Regions from separate parts of the Homo sapiens genome. Here region 2 is linked to region 1. A link is a loop called in an ENCODE intact Hi-C map of the cell type or tissue named here. Cell type or tissue: heart right ventricle. All regions are shown on one strand. Each heading gives the region's core, and the rest is flanking DNA. Links, peaks and the distances in the headings are about the cores only. Region 1 overlaps SCMH1 (Scm polycomb group protein homolog 1). Region 2 overlaps SLFNL1-AS1 (SLFNL1 antisense RNA 1).

What was found. A loop is a pair of places that touch in the nucleus more often than their neighbours do. Peaks named below come from ENCODE experiments on the same cell type or tissue, not always from the same donor. Only the 100,000 strongest peaks of a DNase experiment are listed, where the experiment ranks them.
Region 2: a loop joins it to region 1, with 2.0 times the contacts of the local background. A loop is called at or near these places in 11 of 110 quality-filtered maps.

The regions. Positions count from the first base shown.
Region 1 is chr1:41,103,649-41,115,499 of GRCh38, forward strand. SCMH1 (Scm polycomb group protein homolog 1) reads right to left here. Exons shown (of 16, transcript NM_001394311.1): 8 at 9,635-9,878. Among named protein-coding and RNA genes, the nearest start is that of SLFNL1, 88 kb to the left of the region's middle. In heart right ventricle, for the core only: no CTCF peak of the experiment used is centred there; DNase peaks (open chromatin) are centred at 5,893 and 6,461; H3K27ac peaks cover 2,428 bases.
Region 2 is chr1:41,020,480-41,032,330 of GRCh38, forward strand. It overlaps SLFNL1-AS1 (SLFNL1 antisense RNA 1), which reads left to right. Exons shown (of 4, transcript NR_037868.1): 2 at 8,054-8,233. SLFNL1 (schlafen like 1) reads right to left here and starts at 1,246. Exons shown (of 6, transcript NM_144990.4): 1 at 1,144-1,246; 2 at 385-391; 3 at 1-299. The coding sequence starts at 181. SCMH1 (Scm polycomb group protein homolog 1) reads right to left here. Exons shown (of 16, transcript NM_001394311.1): 15 at 8,105-8,247; 16 at 6,723-7,840. The coding sequence ends at 7,715. RefSeq lists an enhancer at 6,386-7,304 and a silencer at 11,764-11,851. In heart right ventricle, for the core only: a CTCF peak has its summit at 2,955 (motif pointing right); no DNase peak of the experiment used is centred there; H3K27ac peaks cover 276 bases.

The DNA.
Region 1 (11,851 bases), core at 4,492-6,991:
AACTGCATAAATCACATCTCACTATTTCAAACAGCTTGAGAGATGCCAATTGTTTCATTATACATGTCGAAAACTGCTACCATTCTCAGGCATCTGGAGTTTGTGAGGGCAAGAGAGAGAGCGAATGGGCAGAGTCAAGGGGCAGCTTAAGGATTCTGGAAGAGAGATATGGAATGGGAGTTTTTTTTTCTGGTCCCTTGGGCAGACCTAATTACAATCAGTGGGAGAACCCAGATTCTCTGCTTCATAATCTACTCCACCCATCTCACTTCCCCATTTTCCTATTTCTATTTGTGTACCACAAGCATATAACCAAGAAAAAATCAGTTATGAGAGTACTGGTTCACTGCAGAAGCCTCATCTCATATTTATTTTTCCTGACCAAAATAGAGCACTTTCCTGGCTCTGCGTGCAGTTCCCTTTTCTTGGGAGGCCTGGGGATCTTGATTCAGATGCAACTAACGCACAGTGGGCATCTACTACGTGCTACATGGTGCTATGCATTTGCCACCAATTTTCTCATTTCAATCATTCAATCAACTGGGGAGGCAGACACTTGTCTATAACCTCCAGTGAACCTAGCACTGCTAACATGAGCCTGTAACTGTGGATAGATAGGTGAATAAAGGACGGATTTACCAGATGTGATGAGATCACAAGGCCAAAGCTGAAATAAGGACAGAGACTATATGCATACGTGTGTTTATGGAAGGAGGAAATGGTATATAAATAGGGGCAAGGTCTGGACACAATATATCTGAGAGGGTTAAAGGGAAAATAGTACCTGAGTGGCTATTCTCATTAAAGGCACCAAAAAGTTAGCTTTGATTTGCAATCTTTCAACACAAATAAATGATAAATGTTTGTGGTGACAGATATCCCAATGACCCTGATTTGATCATTAAGCATTGTATGTATGTATCAAAATATCACAGGTACCCCATCAAAATGTACAATTATTACATATCAATAAACAAAAAAGAATTTGCTTCACTTATTAACCAACATGCTCATATCTTTTCTGACAGTGAACTACTGAACTAGTGGCTAGTGAACACACCTTCTCAGGAGACAAGAGGGGTATATTAGCTGCCAAACCTGTAGAGACCACACCCTCCTGGTTGTTGTGGCTTATTAGGAAAAAAAGCTGGGTGGAAGGGCAGGGGGTGGTCCAGGTGTAGAGGTGTACATGTGTTTAGTAACTGAGAGGTGAGTGAATATGGGCTCTGGAAACAAATCTTAGTGCCCTGTGCCACTCTTACTTTTGGCCATTAGGTTTCCAAAATTAAAAAACCGTAACATTAAACAGCCTTTTTTTTTTTTTGAGATGGAGTTTCACTCTTGTTGCCCAGGCTGGAGTGCAGTGGCACAATCTCGGCTCACTGTAACCTCTGCCTCCTGGGTTCAAGTGATTCTCCTGCTTCAATATCCGAAGTAGCTGGGATTACAGATGCCCACCATCATGCTCAGCTAATTTTTTTTTTTTTTGTATTTTTGTAGAGACAGGGTTTCACCATGTTGGCCAAGCTGGTCTTGAACTCTGGTCCTCAGGTGATCCACCTGTCTCAGCCTCCCAAAATGCTGGGATTACAGGCATGAGCCACTGTGCCTGGCCTTAAATAGCTTTTAATAATCTGTCAAATTTGTCATAGATGCGAGTAGTATTCTTATTTTTTGTAATTAAGTGAATATCTGAATAACGGCTTTAGATGAGGATCAACAGAAATGGAATCAGAAAATATAGTATAACCTATTTCAGTTAACAGATATTACTGAATAAATGGCATGTTCCAAGTGGTGGGGACATAAAGAGGCAGTTAATAAATTCATTCCATTTAACATGGACTCCAGGTAGAAAACAATCCCAACTTCCTAGACATGACAGAAAGAAGAATTTTAGCTCCTCATAAATACTTACACTGAAAACTTGGCATTATTTTACATGGTACAGGGCTTGTTTGTTAAATAAATAAAATAGTCACAATAGGTGATACACATTAAGAACTTGCATTTTGTCTTCTTTATTCAAAGAATATGCCCCCCACCCCATCTTATCCTCACCACCATGTCACTGCTTCAATTTTCTCTCTCACCTGGAATATTATAACAGCTTGTTAACTGGCATCCCTGACTCCAGCATCTGAATCCGTCCTTTCATTGTTGCCAAAATGGTCCTTCTAAAACACAAATCTGAGCTGTAACTCTACTACTTAAAAGCCCATTTGATAGTTTTTTTTTTTTTTTGAGACAGAGTCTTGCTCTGTCACTCAGGCTGGAGTGCAGTGGCACGATCTTGGCTCACTGCAACCTCTACCTCCTGGGTTCAAGCGATTCTCCTGCCTCAGCCTCCCTAGTAGCTGTGATTACAGGTGCACGCCACCATGCCCAGCTAATTTTTGTATTTTTAGTAGAGACAGGGTTTCACCAACTTGGCCAGGCTGGTCTCGAACTCCTGACCTCAGGTGATCTGCCCGCCTCGGCCTCCCAAAGTGCTGGGATTACAAGTGTGAGCCACCACGCCCAGCCAATAGTTCTTGATTTAGTTTGGATATTTTGTCCCTGCCCAAATCTCACGTCAAACTGTAAGCCCCAGCGTTGGAGGTGGGGCCTGGTGGGAGGTGTTTGGGTCATGGGGGTGGATTCCTCAGGGTGTGGTTCTGTCCTTGAGATAGTGAGTGAGTTCTGGTTGTTGTAAAAGTGTGACACCCCCCTCCCCACACTGCCATCTGCCTGCTCCAGCTTTGCCTTCTACCATGAGTAAAAGCTCCCTGAGGCCTCCCCAGAAGCCAAGCTATGCAGCACCGTGTTTATACAGCCTGCAGAACTCTAAGCCAATTAAACCTTTTTTCTTTATAAATTACCCAGTCTTAGGTATTTCTTTATGGCAATGCAAGAACAGCCTAATACAGTTCTCGATGCTCATAAGGTAAAAATCCAGATCCTTAAGATGGTCTATGAGGGAAGCATTCTGCGCCTTCCTCTGCTGTGCCTTATCTCTTTCTGCTCCTCTACTTACACCCTACAATCTAGCCATTTTCTTTTTTCCTTTTTCTTTTTTTGAGATGGAGTCTCACTCTGTCACCCAGGCTGGAGTGCAGTGGCGCAATCTCAGCTCACTGCAACCTCTGCCTCCCAGGTTCAAGCGATTCTCCTGCCTCAGCCTCCCGAGTAGCAGGGACTGCAGACGTCAGCCACCACACCTGGCTAATTTTTGTATTTTTAGTAGAGACGGGGTTTCACCATATTGGTCAGGCTGGTCGCTAACTCTTCACCTTGTGATCCACCCGCCTCTGCCTCCCAAAGTGCTGGGATTATAGGCGTGAGCCACCACGCCCGGCCTTAACTATTTTTTAATTCCTTGACCATACTTTTTTTTTTTTTTAACTTCTGGCCCTACACTAATCTGTTTCCACTGCTAGAGAGAATTTTTTCTCTACCTTCCCATTCTTAAGGTTTCAGCTTAGACATCACTTCATTTGGAAGCCTTCGTTTGGAAGTCTTGTCCTTTATTCATCCATTTACCCAATAGCTATAGAGCAGCCCATGTTAGACATGCTAGGCTCAAGGGAGGTTATAGAGATCTCCAACCTCCAGTCCCCTCAATCTAGGTTGGGGTCCCTCTGTACTTTATTCCTCCAAAGTCGTACTTTATTGGTCTATATGTTCACAAAACTGTAAACACTAACGGCAGAATCTCCATCAACTGAGCCAATGACTAGTACTTAATCATGACTTGATAGTTAGAATTTGAATAAATGGATGGATGAGGAAGATCAGTCTATCAGGTGACCTCATGTTGAGACCTACAAGTTAGCCTTAAGTTGTATTATTCTTGCCTCTATCCTAGTTTTTCTCTCTGTAGTCTAGGATTACATTTTTTTTTCTTTCTTGAGACAGAGTCTTGCTCTGTCACCAGGCTGGAGTGCAGTGGCATGATCTTGGCTCACTGCAACCTCTGCCTCCTGGGTTCAAGCGATTCTCCTGCCTCAGCCTCCCGAGTAGCTGGGACTACAGGTGGGCACCACCACACCCAGCTAATTTTTGTATTTTCAGTAGAGACGGGGTTTCACCATGTTGGCCAGGATGGTCTCGATCTCTTGACCTTGTGATCTGCCTGCCTCGGCCTCCCAAAGTGCTGGGATTACAGGCGTGAGCCACTGCGCCTAGCCTAGGATTACAATTTAATTAACTCTTTCTGCCCTAGAATCCCAAAGTGATTGTGGCATAATTTCGTATGTGGTTTTAAAACAAAAAGAGAACATTCTTTAAGTATGGAAAGCACTTTCCAAATAAAAAAAGGAAAAGATATTCTGAAAGTTTTGTTTCTAAGCATCAAATTATTACCCTCCAGACCAGTGTAAGAATCCTGTACGTGAGCCACGATGTTGAGTCCGATTTTGAAATTTTTGCTTTGTACAAAGAAACCTGTCGCAGGTAGAAAGGGTAGACTGAGAGGGTAAAGGAGGCCTGGTTGACCATGTACTCTAACAGGTATGCTAAAGTGCAGCACCTCTACTAGATTCCCATATTTGGATTAGCATGTAGACAGCAGACAGATCCAGTTTAACAACATATGAAGTCACAAGAGACGAATGTACTAATCCAGAATAGCAATATATTAATTTATAATAAAAATATAAAGTAGCTTGGGTCTCATGTTGTCTCGCTGCTATCAATCCACATAGGGAGCTAAGGTATAATCTGAAACTGGCTTTCCCAGCCTGAAATCAGAGCAAGGGGAAGTCAAGTGGATTATCATGATGGCTAAAGGTATGATTAGCATCATAGTCATGCCATATGTACTGAATTCTTCATTTTGCTTTTTACATTTAAAAACTAAAGCATGTATCTGTTTCAGTTTTATTTTAAGTCACAAAAAATAAGCTAAAAGTAAAAAGCTTCTGCCTTTTATAACCAAGTACTCTGGATTAGTTGGACGCTTGGTAGTTACTACCCATCAGAGTTGGCTTGGCCACAGGAGTTTAGCAACTAAAAGGGATACTACTTGGCTTAGAAAAGGAGAAAAAGAGAGGCAGCAGACAGCTGGCACACAGGAATTACTTCAAAAAGGCAGAGATAGGTGATAGGTGAGCTGATGAACCTAAAATCATGTAGGAGACAGAGGCACAGGAGTCACCTGCTACCTATTCCCAAGATCATTAAACTAGATAGTATTACAGAGGTAAAAGTGCCCACTAGGGATCATGTAGTTCAGCCTCTCACATGTAAGAATGACTTGCTCAATGACGTAACCAAGTTTGTGGCCTGGCTGGGACTAGAACCCAGTTCAGTGCTCTGATACTACACCATACTTTTTCTTTCCTATTTTTTATCAGGATTTGGAAGCCAAAATCCAGGGTCTCAAATGAAGCTTTGAAGAAGGGCCAAAGGAGAATGGGAAGAGTATCAGGGAGACAAGTGTGAAAACAATATGCCTCAGTGATATATTGGTCCTGACAGGTGGCTCTACTAAAAGATCTCCATGGTTTCACTCTCTAGACTCAGATATCAACAGAGCCAAGTCATTTAATTATCTGAGCTTCAGTTTTCTCATAAATAAAATGTATCTGAAAATAATTATACCTTGTTCAGAGTTACCAGAAGATAAAATGAAAATCTGTGTGTAAAGGAACATTAAATAAATATTGGTTTTTCCTATTTGCCATGAGCAGGAAACATTATCTTACTCTGAATTTTTAACATTTGCATACTAATGACCAGAAGGTAGGAAAGAAGGAGGAAATAGTATGATTAGAAAGAGAACAGGCTTACACACAGAGAACAACTTGTTTTGTGAAATGAATTGAGTAACCACATTTTTTCCACATTGCATCACTTGCTCCTTAGCCAGGACATGGAGACTGCTGGCCAAACTTCTGCTGTTATAGAAAGCGCTTTTGTAGGACTTACTGAGGGTGTAAAGTGTGGGAGGAGACAGTTGTTAGAGGGAACAACCTAACTGCTGGAATGATGACTGAAGCACCTGGTCTGGAAATGTCACCTGGAAGGTCTCTCTCTACCTTCTGAGCCTGGTCCTCTGACCATCTTCTGTTGAAAATCTAAGGACTCCAGAGACACAGAAGAGAGGAAAACAGTCAGCAAACTTCTCTGGAAGCATCAGCCACAGAGTGAGTCATATTTCTTATCAGCAAGGTTTGCAGCCAAAAAGGAATGCATATCCAGCAACCTGGACACAAAGACCGTCAGCTCTGTTGGCTCTGGAGAACTGCCTAACTGCTCTAGATTTATCAGTCAAAAGAACAGTGAATTCCCTAGGCATGAAAATGAGAAAATCAACCTATTAACTGAATAAAGCCCAGAGCACCAAGGCTTATCCTGTTTTAGCCTCAAGTAACAAAAATGACTCTGCTATCAGTTCCAAGGTACCTCGCTTCTTGCTGCTTCCACAGAGCTATTACCTCACAGTGCTTCCTCACAATGCATTTACCATACTGACCCCAGGGTACTTGTTTCTTGCATCACAGAGAGGAGTGGCACTTTCCTGAGCCAAGAAGTGTGTTTCCCTTTCATTCTGCCCGAGGATCTCTCCACCTCAGTGCAACTATCCTAATCCAAGCAACCTCATTTCTTCCTTGTCCACAATTACCACTGTACAACTCATTCTCCACAGACCAGCTCAAGTAATTTTTTTTAGATAATAGCTTTATTGACATAAGTTACATACCACAAATTCACCCTACATTTGTGTTTTCTAAGATATTCAGAGTTGTGCAAACATCATCCCTAATTTTAAAACATTTTCATTATCCTCAAAAGAAACCCCAATAGCAGTCATTTCCCATTTTCCCTCCCCTAGTCACTGGCAACCACGAATCTACTTCTGTCTATGTGTATTTGCCAATTCTGGACATTTCATATAAATGTAATCATCAATGATTATCTTTTGTGACTGGCTTTTCATTTAGCATAATGTTATTAAGATGCATCTATACTGTAGCATGTATTAGTACTTTATTCCTTTTTTATTGCCAATTAGTATTTTGTCCTCTAGCTATACCACATTTTATTTATCCATTTATCAGATGATGAACATTTGGGTTGTTTTATCTTTTTGGCTACTATAAATAATGCTGCCATGAATGTTCATTATGTGTTTTTGTGTGAACATATGTTTCTATTCTTTTGGGTATATATCTATGAGTGGACTTACTGGGTCACATGGTAACTCTTTAACATTTTGAGTAACATCCAAACTGTTTTCTAAAGTGGTTGCAGCATTTTCCAATCTCACCAGCAATGATCGAGAATTCCAGTTTTTCCACATTCTCAGCAACATTTGTTATTATCTGTCTTTTGCTTATAGCTGTATCCATGGGTGTGAAGTTGTATTTCACTGTGGCTTTGATTTGCATTTCCCTAATGATGAATGATATTGAGCATCTTAAGTGCTTATTGGCTATCTGTGTATGTTATCTGGAGAAATATCTATCCAAATCCTTTCCTTATTTTTAAATTGGGTTGTCTTTTTTATTATTGAGTTATAGGTGTTCTTTTATATTCTGGATACAAGTCCAAGTGATTTTTTTAAAGTAAATCAAATCTTGTCACTTCCCTGGCTTAGTACCTTCTAATGGTTCCCTAATATGTTTAGAATAAAATCCAATATTCCCACTCTGGTTTACAAGGTCCTACATGATTTGGCACCTGTCCACTTCTCCAACATCATCTTGCACTGCTTGTTTTTGTTTGAGACAGAGTCTCGCTCTGTCGCCCAGGCTGCAGTGTATTGGTGCGATCTTGGCTCACTGCAACCTCTGCCTCTCAGGTTCAAGCAATTCTCCTCCCTCAGCCTCCTGAGTAGCTGAGATTACAGGCGTGTTACCACCACGCCTTGCTAATTTTTGTATTTTTAGTAGAGATGGGGCTTCACCATGTTGGCCAGGGTGGTCTCAAACTCCTGAGCTCAGGTGATCTGCCTGCCTTGGCCTCCCAAAGTGCTGGGATTACAGATGTGAGCCACTGCACCCAGCCCCTTGTACCACTTTCTTGCTCAGGCAATGCATTCTAGTCACAGCAGTCTGCTTTCTGCCCTTGGAACACAGCAAACTCACTCATGTCTCAGCATCATTATATTAGTTGTTCCTTCTGCCTGCCTGGAAGTCTCTTTCCTTGGATGACTCCTTCTCATCATTCAGGTCTCAATTCAAGTATCAACTTTTCAGACAAATTTCTTGAAAAGAAATTCTTCCTAAACAAGTTTCCCCTCTACAAAGAACTTTTGTGAATGATAAATATGTTCATTATTTTCATTGTGGTAATGGTTTCATGGATGTATATAGATGTCAAAACTTTTCAAATTGTACACTTTAAATACATGCCATTTATCTTATGTCAATTATATTTCAATAGGGCTATTAAACAAAAAAAACCCTTTACAATTATACCTTCACTGTCACTATCCCATCATACTTTATTTCCTTAGGAGAAATTATTTTATTTCTGTCTATAAAAATTATCTATATGAAATTATCTTATTTCTTGATTTAAATGTTTACCATCTGTTTCACCCAACTAGAATGGAGGTGTCATGAGCACAGCAATGTTGTTCATTTTTGTCACTTGTGTACTCTCAGCTTGGCTTACAATTAGGTGCTCAATAAATATTTGGCTAATTGAATGAATGAATTCAACAGAGGTTTAGAAAAAGATCCTCAGACAATAAGAAGGGTGACTTTTCATTCCCTCAGATTCACCAGTACTTTTTAGACTTAAGAGGATGAGATTATTATTATTATCTTTACTAAAAGCAGCTACCTCAAAATCTATTCTGGACCTTCTCCACTGTCATCATCTGTATCATTTTATTGTTCATTTAGTCTGTGACACTATTCTAGTACTTTATATATACTCTCTCATAGGTAGTGGTTAGTTTTATAATAATGATAATATAGCATATTGTAATAATCATATAGTATAATATGATATAGTTATAATATAGAATATAACTATAATAGCAGCAGTAATACAATAAAAATTTGTTTAGTACTTGCTAGTCATCAACTTTTCATGTAAGCATTTTACCCATGTAATCTCATTTATTCCTCACAATAACTTCATAAAGTAGGTTTTCTACTTCATGATGTGGAATTTGTAGTTTAAGGAGGTAAATTAACTGCCCAAAGCTACACAGCTGATAAAAGGCAAAGATGGACCTCAAACCCATGTCTATCTTACTTCAAAGCTTGTTCTTTTTCCATCCTGCTACAGTGCTTCTCAACTATTTTTACAATACAGTGTTACTCCAGCTTTTATCCAAAGCCCCTAAGGTCAGAGGAAGGTGTGTGCCTTGGGAATACTAGTACTCAAACTTTGTAATGGGTTAGGGACAAAAGTAAGAGAGATGAAAAGCTGGTTGCCTGAGAATAAACCAGGATATGTAGAGCAAAGAATTATTACTTTATCCCAAATGCCATATGCGGTTTCATTTGACACTTAATACTTAACTGTTTCTAATTGCTCCCTGGTAGACCTGGGTTTTTACCTAAGCTGCTGGCCCTTGCTCCTCCCCTGCATACTAGTGAAGTATACTGGTGAAGATATGATCATGACAGCCCTGGGTAGTCTCCCTTATCATCTGGGTCCTGATTTCAAGAGCACGTAGATGGGCCTTTACCTTTGGTGCCAGGAGGCTGCAGGTTGTCTCCAGTCAAGGAACACCAGCCCACAGGGAAGATGTCTCGGGAGTCGAAGCGGCACCAGTAGTCAAAGGCCCCTCGCCACCCATCAAAAGTGACAAGCACCTCTGAGCCCCGAACCTCCCCAATAGTGGCTGGGCAAATGAAATGAGGGTTCTTCCTGTCCACAGCTTCTAGCTTCATTCCCATTTTGAAGAAGTTGTGGGAAGGCGATGGTGGCTCCTAGATGAGAAACAGAAACATACACACCTAGACACAAAGAGAGGCCATTATGCCAATAGACTACTATCTAATTTGGATGATTAAAAAGTGACTGCTACATGAGACTTATAATGGATATATAGCCTTTCTTTTAAATTAATTTTAAATTCAATATTTCAATATTTAAAGTATTACTTTATTAATCCTAACATTTTGACAACTTTGCTTCAGATTTTTTAAAAAGGAAATAAAAGGTTGCAGATAAAGTTGAATCTCCCTTTCTGCCCTTCCCATATTCCATTCCCCCTCTACCTACCACGGAGGTAACAGCTACCCATGCATGTTTTATATTTTACTATATACATACATACCCATTTGCCTGCTTTTAAATTTTATATAAATGGTATTATACTGTATATATCATTGTACAATTTGCTTTTTGTTTAGCAGTATGTTTTTGAAATCTGCCCATGTTGATAAATTTAGCTCTGATTCATTTTAACTTGTAATAGTATTTCATTGTATATATATATCGAAATTTATTCATTCTCCTTTGGACACTTAAAGATCTTTCCAATTGTTTACTATTTTAAAAGAGTTTTAACCACCATCCTTGCACTTCTTTGTATATGTGTAGGAAGGTTTCTTTAGGTTATACATCTAGGTGTAGAATTCCTGAATTCCTGGGTTATAGGGTAGATATATACATCTTCTGCTTTATCAAATATTTTTAACTTGTACTCCAAAGTGGTTGTAACATTGTATACTTTCACCGGAAGTGTAGAGAGTTCCTGGGTGCTAATTTGTAATGCAGTTACATAGATCAAGTTTCAAAAAATGTGTTGTACATTCTATTCTGTTCCCTTAATCTTACTATCTGATCCTGTACCAATAACATAGTCTTATTAAATGGATATCTGATAGGAAAAGTCCCCCTACTTTGTCATTCTTCAATATTGTTTTTGCTATTCATTCTCTGTCTTTCATATAAATTTCAATCAGTTTTTTCGAGTTCCATATATAAACCCTATTAGGATTTTGACTGGAATTACAACGAATTTATAGATAAATTTGGGTGGAAATAACCTTTATTATATACTATCAAGCCTTCCCATCCATAAACATGATAGTCTTTTCCACTTGTTAAGATTTCCTTTCTCTCTCTCTCTCTCTCTCTCTTTCTTTTTTGGAGAAAGGGTCTGGTTCTGTCACCCAGGCTGGAGTGCAGTGGTGTAATCCTGGCTCACTGCAACCTCTGCCTCCCAGGGTCAAGTGATCCTCCTACCTCAGCCTCCCAAGTAGCTGGGATTACAGGCACACACCACCACACTCTGCTAATTTTTGTTATTTTTTGTAGAGATGGGGTTTTACCATGTTGCCCAAGCTGGTCTCGAACTCCTGACCTCAAGTGATCCGTATGCCTTGGCCTCCCAAAAAGTGCTGGGATTACAGGCATGAGCCACCGTGCCTGGCCAAGATTTCTTTAATGCAGATTTCTTCAACATACATTTAAAAATTTCCTCTATAAATATCTCATGCTTTTTTACTAACTTTTTTTCTAGGCAAATTACAATTCCATTGCTATCATAAGTGGCATTTAAAAAATTTATTTTCAAATCATTTAAATTTAACTGTTGTTAAATGCAAATAAAGTGATTTTTAAAAATTGACCAACTTATTCGATACTGATTATTAGCTTATGCTGATTGACATACCAATTCTTGTGTGCTTGATTTATCAATTGTTAAGAGATAAGTCTTCAAATATTCCCTAGTGATTTGTGGATTTTCCAATTTTACCATGTAATTTTGTCAAATTTTGCTCTATTATACTTTGAGATTACATTTTCTAGGAGCATGTACATTTATGACTGTTTTATCTTCCTGGTGAACTGTACTTTATGATAATTAGATAGTGACCTCTTTAATGCATTTTATTTATTTATTTCTAGAATCAGGGTCTTGCTCTGTCACCCAGGCTGGTGTGCAATGGTG
Region 2 (11,851 bases), core at 1,913-4,412, 86 kb before region 1:
GCACTGAGAACTGGGGGTTCAGATGGCCCACATAGAGAGTGTGCGCCGAGGGAGCCTCCTCGAGGTCAGAGTACTCCGTCAGGGACTGCTCTGCGGGTAGCTCCGGCAGGGACTCCTCACCCCAGGACTCCATGAAGGGCTCTGACACCTGTGTTTGCACTGATCTCTTCATGGGGGTCATGGGAAGGCTCTCCCTGGGAAGGGGTTCCAGGATTCCTCACTGCTGGCTGCTTCTCCCAGGGTCTGTGTTCTCAGTGTGGCTTAAGGGCTCCCAGAGGACTCAGGGAGTGTCCCGGCTCCTGGGAGGTACACAGATTGGCAGAGACTGGGCAGGGCCAGAGAGAGGGAGGGCAGAGGGCAAGCAGGAAAGGGCCTGCCACCCACCTGAGGCCTAGGATGAGAAAGCAGAGTCACGTGGACTGAGCAAGACACAGGGCCTGTGGGAAGACGGGATCTGCCCAAAAAGTGGCAGAAGGGACCAGAACTCAGGTCTCTGAGAGCTCCACCATTTCAGTGGCCCCAGGGGTCCTGTCTTCCCTCCCCAACCCACAGGCTAGGGGCCTCCTAGGTACCCTCAGGGTTTCCTGCCTACCAGTTCACTCCTGCCTCCAGGCAACAGAGAAAACCTTTACACAGGGCCTCCTGGAGAGGAGGCCTTAACCCAGGACTCTGAGGACTGGCTGGTGGCCCCATTGCAGCTTCTCTGCCTGCTCTAAAACCCCATGTGAGGCCATCGGGGGCTCTGAAACTAGGCAGCGCTGGGGCAGAGGCTTTTAGAGCAGAGGATCTCACGCTTTTTGGCACACTGATGAAAGCTATGGCCTCTCAGAAAAATGGCCTTTGCATATAAACATAACTTAAGGTGGCTCCTAGACCCTAAGAACTAGTCTAGACTGAGTCCTCCATTTTTGGTCCAGAGAGCAGAGGTCAACAGGGCAGAACGAGGGTTAGAGTTGGGGCCCTAGTGCCCCCGCCCCAAGTCCAGGGAGCCTCTGTCCTGAGCTGTGCACATATGTGCACACACCAGCCCCTCTACTGCTCCCCACACACCCAGCCTGCATCTTCTCAAATGGAATCCTTGAGGCAGTTGGCCTGGGGGCATTCAGGTCAAACAGGAAGAGGAGGAGAGGAGAGGCCTATGACCTTCATGTCCTGGTGGCTCCCGCGGGAGCATGGGAGGTGCCTGCCCTGAGCTCCCATAGCCTCCCGACCCCTGGCCGGTAGCTCTCAGGGAACTTGGAGGCTTGGCACAGGGACGGCCAGAACCAGGGTTATAGGAAGTGGGCGGGGCCTGCACAGCTACCTCTGTGATCTCATGAGGTTCAACAATGCCTTCTTGGCCAGCCACAGGCAGGCTGGGTGCGGGAAATCAAACAGGAAAACTCAGCTCCCTGTGGGTCCCACCACACACTGGAAGCAGACCCAGCGGCCCACCCACCATGCAGCTTGGCTGTGGGACACACTTCCCCACTTAGTGATGTCTCTTCAGGCCCCAGTTCCCATGCAGGTCACCTCTTGCCACCTCTTTCAGCGCTGCTGCCTAAAGCCTCCACCTCCCTCTTTAGTCAGTCACCAATCCCAGGCTCTACTGAGTACTGACAGGGCCCAGCTGCTCCCAAGATGGAGCAGGAGGCACATGGTAGGCTCCAGGGCTCCCCCTGACGCCAGGCCCTTCTCTGTGCTGGAGACAGAGGCTGCTGTCCAGAAGAGCCCTGAAAAATAGGTCAGGCGTAGCTATCTATCTCTTTGGGAAGATGAGGTTGTTACCTGCTGTTGGAGAAACCAAGACGTGGGTGACACACAGTCTTTATCAGCACAGGACTGACCAGTGCTCATCATTCTGCAGAAGGCTGGCAGCGCTTGCCCACACTGCTTCTGGAAGCCCCAATTGGGGGCAGTAAGGATGGTGCCACAGTTAGATGCTTCAACTAAGAAAGCTGTTTGACAGCGTAGAGAAGCTGCCTTCCTTGAAAGCAGCCTTTCTGAAGATGTTACCAAATGTTTGTTTCCTAGGGGGTGAGGCAGTAGTTTGGGTAGAGCACTCAAGAAAAGAGGCTATGGTGTGCGGGGAAGAGAGGGGCGCAGGCCTCAACTGGTGGCAGTGCGAGGCTCTGGGGAGAGTGCATTCGGTGCCCTCTCCTTGCCCGCCCGGGCAGCAGCCAGGTTGGGCTCGGCTTTGTGTCCACAGCTCTTAGGGTTAGAGAATGACGGCTCCAAGCTCCCCCTGCCTCACCCCCTCTCCCTCAAGCCTTTCTTGCCTCTGTCATCCATGAGGTGCCCTCACAGCAACTGAGGCTATAGCTGTTTTGAGATGGCCAACTCAAGTCGTGTTGAACTGTGCAGAAATAGCTGTCCGGGAGAAGCACCTTGACAGACGAAACACCTGAACATGACCAGAGGCGTTCTCCCTACTTACCTAGAGGCCTTGCTATTGGGTGGCTGTTCTGCATGAAATTTCCCAAATTGACTTGAGTGCAGCAACTTTCCCCACTCTTCCTGGCAGTCTCTTTAAGCCACTGCATCACATATTTCTCTGGCGCCTTTAACAGCCTTCTGTGAGCTGAATCAGTTCTACTTCTTTTTGGAGATGGGGGTAAAAATTGTCTTTCATGGTAAGCACTAAACACATTTATGAACCATCTTTTAAATACATAAATATAAGATAACAAGGTTATTTACGGTGTCTCTGGCTCTCTAGTATTAGGTAATAGTATTAGAAAGTATAGGTGCTCTGCAGGCAGCTTGGAGTGGTGGGTTCCCAGTGGGGGGATAAGCAGCCCCGTTAACCCTCTTGCTGGATGTCTGTGACCTCACTGACAAACCTCATCTTGAACTGAAGGAAAAAACCCTAGAATTTAAGCCTCTTTATGAATGTGAGGTGGGGCCCAAAGATGAGGGGCAGAGAGCTGAGCCGCTGTGGATGGCCTCTTTTCATGTTATCTGGACAGTGTCCACTGGGTGGCCCACATGGCCACAATCCCTGAACCCACAGCAGGCATGCCATCCCCTCTTCCCCACAGCTCCCACTTCACAATCTGCTGTTTGCCCAGGAAGGCCAGTCAAGGGGCAGAGGGATAGGGAAGAGGAATGAGCCCAGCCAGGTGCAGGAGAGAACAAGGATGATCAAGAAGAGCGAACTCTGGGGAGCAGAGTTACAAACATAGCTTTCCAGGTCCTGGGACCCACATCACTCCAGCCTCCCTTGGTCTCAAGCCCTCCCCTAGCGTGCTGCCTCCAGCCTGTAGATCCCCACCTGGCTCTGACAGGGCCCAGCCCCAGTTACTGCAGAGTATCTCTGACTTGAGTGGCTCCAGCCTAGTGTCTGTGCCCTGGGTACTGTGGGCTGCCAGCCTCTGTGAGCACCTGCAGTGGCTTTGGCACTGTAGGCACAGAGCCGCAGTTCTGATGCTTGGCTGTGACTGCCTCTGGGCTGAAGGCTGGAAGCTGTGGCTCTGCCCTGACGGAATGTGGTGGCAAGACCATGTCCAGTGACTCAGGGTACTTAGGTAAAGAGGCTGCAAAAAGCTGAGGGCTGCTGAGGGGAGAAGTGTTGGGACCCTCTTCTCAAGGTTTCCCACACTTTTTGTTTTGGTGGTAAAGAAGGAGGGATGATTCACCTTCAGGCTCTTGCCAACGAGGGAGTGTGGCACCAGTGTGAGGGCCGGAACAGTGTCCATTTGGCCCACCATTGCTACACCTCAGGGATCAATCTTAAGGAGTCCCATAAGACCCCCACAAAGAGTGTCTGGACAATGCAGTCCACGGCCAGCAGGCAGGGTGGAGCCACGGCTGGGGAGGGCGGAGTGTTCCAGAAAAATGCCCCACACTCCCATGGATTCGGCCTTAGGTGGGGCCTAGATCTCTGTTACCTCCCAAAGTGTTTGGTGTTTCCCTCCTGAGCTCAGCACAAAGTCAGTGTCATCTCCCTGTCCCCCCATTGAGGGTGAGCACATGAAGCTGATGCCATGAGACCTCTGGCACCTGTGCCTTTCCACCTGGTGGGCTACTGGACTGCTGGGGTTCACGGAGTGGCCTCTCCAACACTGCAGCATGTGTGCACTGGGTCTGAGGCCCGTTCGAGTGCTTTTAATGATTCTGGGTCACTATTAGAAGGCTTTTGGCTTTTGAAACAATTTCCAAAGTTGAGGGGTTTTTTTCTTTCTTAAACAACATTTAATTTTGACCCCAGAGGTTATGGCAGCGTGAATCATCCTCTCCTTTCCTGCAGAACTTGACATTTGGTTACCTTTCTAGTTCTTTTTGTCTGGAAACCAGATAAAAGTATGTTAGCTGTTTCAGTGCAACATTACTTATGGTAAGCATGATTCCTAATTGTAAATTATCAGCACTTGGAGTTTTCTGTGTGAACTATAAACACTTGTTAAAAAGCCATAAGGTTGGGCGTCCTATGTGGAATGACTCAATTGGGTATGTGGCTTATGGGGTCCCTGAAAGCTATGCCTATTGAGTTGTTCAAAGAGATATGAGCTCCTTTGGGGAATGATGCCTCTAAGCCACAGTGAACCAACCCCCTTCTCCCTGATGTGTCTCATTCCCTTGTACCTGAGCTGTCACCTGGGCAACCAAGGAGAATAACTCCTGATGACCAGAGGCTCTGTGAGGACTGCCCTCCTCCCCTGAAGAGGGCTGCTTCCCGCTGCCCTGCAGCCAGGCCATTTCTGTTTGACAGTCTTCAAAGTTAATGACATGCCCAGTGTAGCCTGCAGGGGTCTGGAGTCTGAATGGTAGCTGGATCTGAGACAAAGGCCCACGGGAGAGAGTTGCAGGCAGCAGGACATGTACCCCTTAACAGCTATGGAATTAACCTCTCTAAGCACCTGTAAGATAGGGAAACAGTAGTTATACTATAGGACTGTTGTGAGGTTTCAGTGGGATAGTGTAGAAAAACAACTCAGCACAATGAGTTCTCACAACAATGCTCAGTAGGAAGTTACATACTCTTGGCGAAGAGGGTAAGGTGGGGTGGGTGCCCAGCTTTGCAGCATGTCTGGCCTGCCTACATATGCCAGTGTCACCTTTAGTCCCTGTGTCTTGAGGGTCACATCTAGAAGTTTGTTGTTAGGGTTCAGCAAGGTGCTCATTGGGAATACCCTGAATGAACAGCACAGTCTACAAGATCCCAGTGTTGGCCGGGTGCGGTGGCTCAGGCCTGTAATCCCAGCACTTTGCGAGGCCAAGGCAGGCGGATCACTTGAGGTCAGGAGTTCGAGACCAGCCTGGCCAAGATGGTGAAACTCTACTAAAACTACAAAAAATTAGCCAGGCATGGTGGCGTGTGCCTGTAGTCGCAGCTACTTGGGAGGCTGAGGCATGAGAATCACTTGAACTCGGGAGGCGGAGGTTGCAGGGAGCCGAGATCGTGCCACTGCACTCCAGCCTGGGCGACAGAGACACTGTCAAAAAAAAAAAAAAAACCCCAGTGTCAAGGAGTTGGTAGAAAATGAGGGCCTCAACTTGTTTGGCAGCCTTGACCCTGACTGTTTCACAGTGACCATGGTTAGAACCTCACAGTGGCCAAGTAGAAAATATATTCTAAGTAAGTTATGATATTGGAACTTGTCACTGGTGAAAGCTTGAAGGGCCTTCACAAGTCTCCTCATGCAAATACCCCATAGCCAGATGGGCCCAAAGAAAGGAAATGACCCACCCAAAGCTTCCTGGCACATAGGTGGGCTGGCTAGAACCTCAGCCTTGCAGTCAAATGTCTGCTTTGGCACTTCCTGCCTGTGTGACCTGAGCTTAAGTTTCCTTATCCATAAAATGGGTTTGTTGTGAAGAGTAAGTGAGATAGTTCTAATTCATGTAAGCAGCTCATGTGGCACACAGTGATATAAGTGTTGGTGGTGGTTATTATCAGGTTATACTGCACTGACCTGCTGCTCCCCTATGCCTTCTCTTCCTCCTGCAAACCCTATACTCCAATTATAAACACGACGTGTGGCCCTGGAGTTGTGTGCCTGGCCCCTGGTCAGCACAAGGGGTACAGTGCAGGCCTGACCTGGCTGTGCTGGCCTGCATCTTTCCCCACCCTATATGGGTGAGGATATGCCCAGCCACTGAGGCTCCTAGGAGTTGCTGATGTAAGATTGCTCCCTCCTGCTCTGGCTTTGCATAGCTGCTGTGCTTACTACTGTCTAGCTGCACCAGAGCAAAGCCCTTTGAGGGTGGAGACTGGATTCACATACTGACTTTCCAAGGGGCCTGTGTGATGCTGGGGCTCTGGTGGACATTCGGAAGACCACCTGTTCTTTAGGGACTGCTGGAATTAGAAGGACGCTTAGGAATCATTTTTTCCAAGCTCTCCATTTTATTTATTTGAGACAGGGTCTCAAATTGTCACCTAGGCTGGAGTACAGTGGTGCGAACACGGCTCACTGCAGCCTCGATCTCCTAGGCTCAAGCCATCCCCTCACCTCAGCTCCCCAAGCAGCTGGGACTACAGGTGTGCGCCACCACAGCAGGCTAATTTTTGTATTTTTTTTTTGTAGAGCTGGGGTTTCACCATGTTGCCCAGGCTGGTCTCAAACTCCTGAGCTCAAGAGATCCTCCCACCTTGGCGTCCCAAAGTGCTGGGATTACAGGCATGAGCCAGCGTGCTCGGCCTCGTTTTATGTATGAGAAAACTAAGACCAAGAGAAGGGGAATGACTGGTCCAATGAATGCGTAGTGATTTGGCTGTTAACTGATTAAAAAGACACTGGTATCTATATTGGTTTTTATTTATAAACAGATTGACATAAAATAAGTCCAGATGGCAGCGTGAGTAGCTGTGCTGCTGACTTGCTTACAAGGAAGCCTGTGGACAGGCGAGTGGGTGGAACCGACTCCAGCCTGGAAAACCTGCCCTCCCATCCCCCTTAGCGCCTTCTTGGCCTTCCGGCCTGATTTTCTTCGACAGCAGTTCTGGCCAGGGCAAGGAGCTGTGGTGGGGGCAGTATAAGCCAGGGACTCCCTTCCCACAGATGAGGCCTAGGGCTGCAAAAGGGCCCCGTGAAGAGAGGAGAAGGTGACAGGGATCCTTCTCCTCCCCATATGGAGTGATGTGGTCAAGGCTTTATGGGTCTCTCCACCTCAAAGAGAAAGTGCCCTAGGGTAGTGTCCTCTGAAGAGGGGCCACGCCTATCTGCAGAGGGCCTCTCTGGGACCAAAGCAGGGCAGTCTCCCTCCTCCTGAAACCCAGTGTCTAGTGTGGGAGGAGTATTAACTACAGGGTTTGCCCAAGTGCCAGAAACAATAAATTAACAATAAGATCTTTTTGTAAAAAAGGTAGAGGTTTGCACCACGAGTTTGGATTCAGGGGAATCTGGTGAGAAGGTACGAGCTGTGGGGCGATGGGGTGCCACAGCAAGACCAGGACAGAGTTGGCCTTTTCCTCCATCACGTGGAAGGCATTCAGCCTAAACTCCTGGTGAGAGGCCAGCCAGGGTTGAGAAATAAATAGAGGGACCTTAGAGCCCCGGCAGAGCTGAGGGAAGAGCAGCACCAGCCCTGGACCCCCACTCTCCCTCCTCAGTCCTTCATGGAAGGACTTATCATGGCAGCTGTGGCTAGGAGTGGTGGCTCCACACAGCCTCTTGGAGTCCTGAGGTGGCCCGGAACCCCACTGAGGTGCCTGGGGTGGGCTGATGCCCCTCATTCCTAGAAGAATGCCCCCACCTGCTGCCACTTGGTTGTCTAGGCTGCCTCTCCTGGTTCAGAACTTGCCCTGCTTCAGCCGGTCAATGTGGTAGGAGAGCTTGAGTGCAGGCCCCAGCTTCAGGCCCATGTACTTCATCATCATGTCACTGCGCAGCAGCAGCAGGGCCTTGCCATCGATCTCCTGGGGGGTGGGGAGGTGGGCAGAAGTGGAAGGGAGGCACCATCAGAGTCCTGGTTGGTCTGACCACCCCAGGTTCTGATTATAGGCCATCCTGGGAAGTGCCCGCCACATGGAGTCCAGTTCACCTGCTGTGATGCTGAAGCCTACCTGTTCTCCTCAGCCTTTGTCTCTAAGCATCCCTCCTCCCCAAACATCTCGTATTGTCCCCACCAGGTGAGGCTCTCCACACAGGTTCCTACTGAGAGGTCAGGCAGCAGCACCTACGTGTTTGCGAAACAGGTCAGCGTGGGGTCCAAGCTGAGGATCAGCTTCCCGGACAAACTGCATCACATCCTCGACTGTCCATGAGGAGGGGTCCCGGCCACTCAGTCGAGAGGCATCGCGGCTCTCCAGGTATCGGTCCGACCCTGCAGGACAGGAGGGCACCTACCATAAAGGGCGGGGACTGGTTTGTAAATCCCCACCACTCTCCTTGGCACATCTCAGTGGCCTTCTAGGTGATGCTCACAGTAGTGCCAGACGATGAGCTGAGGAACTGGAGATAGCTGGGGGAGGGAAGCATTTCTTCACAAAGGGAAAGCCAAATCTTTGTTTTTTAAGGGTAGATCTGATTTTTGGAAATGGCCAGAAGAAATTTTGCATTGAGGCTATGATTCAGCCCAAACCTGAGACAGTGGTACCAACATGGTAAGGGGACTATTTGGGTGTCTGGGGGGCCTGGTGAGTGGGGCTGTTTTTGCCTTGGCTCTGGGGGACCATTTCTAGAGAGACTGGTAGCCTGGTAAGATTAGAGACAAATCCTTGGCACGTGGGCAAAAAATACCCTGGATTCTTTTCCAAGGCCTGGAGAATAGGTGACCTCATTACAGCCTGATACACTAAGGCAGAAGCTGGTTTTTTGGTTTCTTTGAGATGGAGTCTCGCTCTGTCACCCAGGGGCTGGAGTGCAGTGGCGCCATCTCAGCTCACTGCAACTTCTGCCTCCCAGGTTCAAGCAATTGTCCTGCCTCAGCCTCCTGAGTAGTTGGGATTACAGGCATGCAGTAATTTTTGTATTATTAGTAGAGACGGGGTTTCACCATGTTGGCCTGGCTGGTCTTGAATTCCTGACCTCAAGTGATCTGCCTGCCGTGGCCTCCCAAAGTGCTGGGATTACAGGCGTGAACCACCGCGCCCAGCCACAAAAGTTTTTGCTTTGGCTGCCAGGAATCTCAATGTTAATTTAGTGTTTTGCTTGGAGCTTTCATCTCAATTTTGACTCAGATATAACGCCTCCTGTTTCCCCTGTGGGATTTGGGATCTCTGTATTTTGACTATCATCTGTCAGAGATCTTTTACATGTTTTATTCTCTCTGCTTGGAATCTGTCCCCTTCTCTCCCTTCAATTTTTAATTTTCTTTGGGCAAACTTCAACTTAACTAAGCAGGTCTCGGCTTCAAGGATCAGTTCCTTTATGAAACTTTTCTGGTCAAATACTGAAATAAATGGTCTCACAAAGTATTTAGTATATTCTTGGTTACAGATCATTCTGTACCATTTTCCCCCATCACACCATGCTAGTAATCTCTATTCTCCATGAAGCAGTAAAGGAACCTTTAAAAAGCAATAATTAGGATGGGCATCATGGCTCATGCCTATAATCCCAGCACTTTGGGATGCTGACATGGGAGGATTGCTTGAGCCCAGGAGTTCAAGACCAGCTTGGGCAACAAAGCAAGAACCCCATCTCTACAAAAAATTTTTAAAAATTAGCTGGTATGGTGGCACATGCTTGCAGTCCTAGCTACTCAGAAGGCTGAGGCAGGAGATCATTTGATCCCAGGAGTTCCAGGCTGCAGTGAGCTGTGAGCGCCATTGCAGTCCAGCCTGGGTGACAGAGCGAGACCCTGTCTCAAAAAAAACAAAAACAAAAACAAAAAGAGCAGTAATTGAACCATGTCAACCCCTTCTAAAAACTCAATGCAGTGGCCTCCCTTTGCATATGAAATGAAATCTGAACTCCTTCCTGTGCTTGCCAGCATCTATGAGGTACTCCATCAGCTCAGCCTTCCTACCTTCGGCCTCATTTCACTCTGCAGCCCCTGCCCGCAACTTACCCCTTACTCGCCGTGCTTCAAACACACTAGCCTTCTTTCTGCTTCTTGAATAAGTCAAGCATTTATCCTCTGACATGCAATTTCCTGGGTCTGGAATGTTCTTTTCCCAAATCTTTTCATGCCTGACTCCTTCTCAACATTTGGTTCTTACCTCAAATATTGATTCCACAGAGAGGCCTTCCCTGATCTCCTAGTAAAAATGCTCAATTCCCCGCACAGTTCTCTACAATCCAATTACCCTAGTTTCCCCCTACCCCCACACAGTACATATCGTTACCTAAAATAATTTCATGGACTCATTTATTTTATGTTTCTTATCTGTCTCCTCCCTATACAATATAAGCTCTCTCTTGTTCCTTGCTATGTTGCTGACACATAAAAGAGTGCCTGGTCTGCCACAGTAGATGTTCGAACACATCTGTTAGATAAATAATGATCACAGATAATAGTTACTTGTATATTTTTCTTTCTCTCCAACCAGACTATGTCTCTATTGAGGCAGGGTCCTTGCCTTGCTCACGTCTGTATCTACAGCATCCAGAGGTGCCTTGTTGCAAACTATCAAGTGGCAGAGCTAACACACACCTGTACACTGAGTGCAGTGGCTCACGCTGTAATCCCAGCACTTTGGGTGGCCAAGGCAGGAGGATCGCTTGAGGCCGGGAGTTTGAGACCAGCCTGGGCAACATTGCGAGACCCTGTCTCTACAAAACAAGTAAAAAAATCAGCTGGGTGTGGTGGTATGCACCAATAGTCCCAGCTACTCAGGAAGCTGAGGTGTGAGGATGGCTTTAGTCCAGGAATTCAAGGTTAACAGTGAGCTATGATCATACCACTGCACTCCAGCCTGGGTGACAGAGTAAGATCCTGTCTCAAAAACAAACAATAAACAAACAACCACCCCCCTCCCCCACCGCCACCACACACACACACCTGTTAAAGTAAAAGGGCCTAATATTTAACTCTCTCCGGCAAAGGCTAAGAATCTCCTCCCATTTGCCTTCATTCTGGGTCCCGGGCCTAAAAAGTCAAAGTACACTTTGTCTGGCCTGGCCTAGTCCAGCCCCTTTTGGAGCAGAGATTCTAGCATATTGTCTTTTCAAGCTTATAGTTGGGCACTGGGGAGAGGTATGCTAGAGCCAGCAGGGGCTGCTTAGAGTCACAGAAATCCCAGTGGCTTTTTGGAGGTGTTAACAGATGGAAAGTTGGAGGGGGCTCTGTGAGCCAGTCACTTCTCCCTGTCTTAAAAGTCTACTGTGATGCTAAGAGAGAAACCAAGTGCAGAGAGGCTCTGGAGAACAGAGAGAAGATATGGGGAGAGAGTGTATATGCAAGAATGTGTCTTTCTTGGACCACCTTAGATAATTCCTCTAATCAGAGGCTAGATACCATATATACATACATACATGATATTATACACACATATATATGATAGTATATATAAATACACACATGCTACTGACTGAATATGTATCCCCTCAACATTCCCATGTTGAAATCCTACCCCTCCCTACCCACATGATAATATATATTAGGAGGTAGGACCTCTGGGCAGAGCCCTCATGAATGAGATTAGTACTCTCATCAAACACGGTGCAGAGAGCTCCCTTGCCCCTTTGGCTGTGCGAGGTTACAGTGAGAAGATGGCTGTCTATGAACCAGGAAGTGGGTCCTCATCAGACACCAAATCTGCTGGTGCCTTGATCTTGGACTTCCCAGTCTTCAGGACTGTGAGAAATAAATTACTGTTTATAAGCCACCCAGTTCATGGTACTTTGTTAGAGCAGCCCAAATGGACTAAGACGACCCACATATTTAATACTACTATATATTTATATGCTTGTCTGTCAGCCTACTCCCATTAGAATATAAACTCCATGAGGGCAGGTGGTAGGAAGTTGCTAATTTATATGGT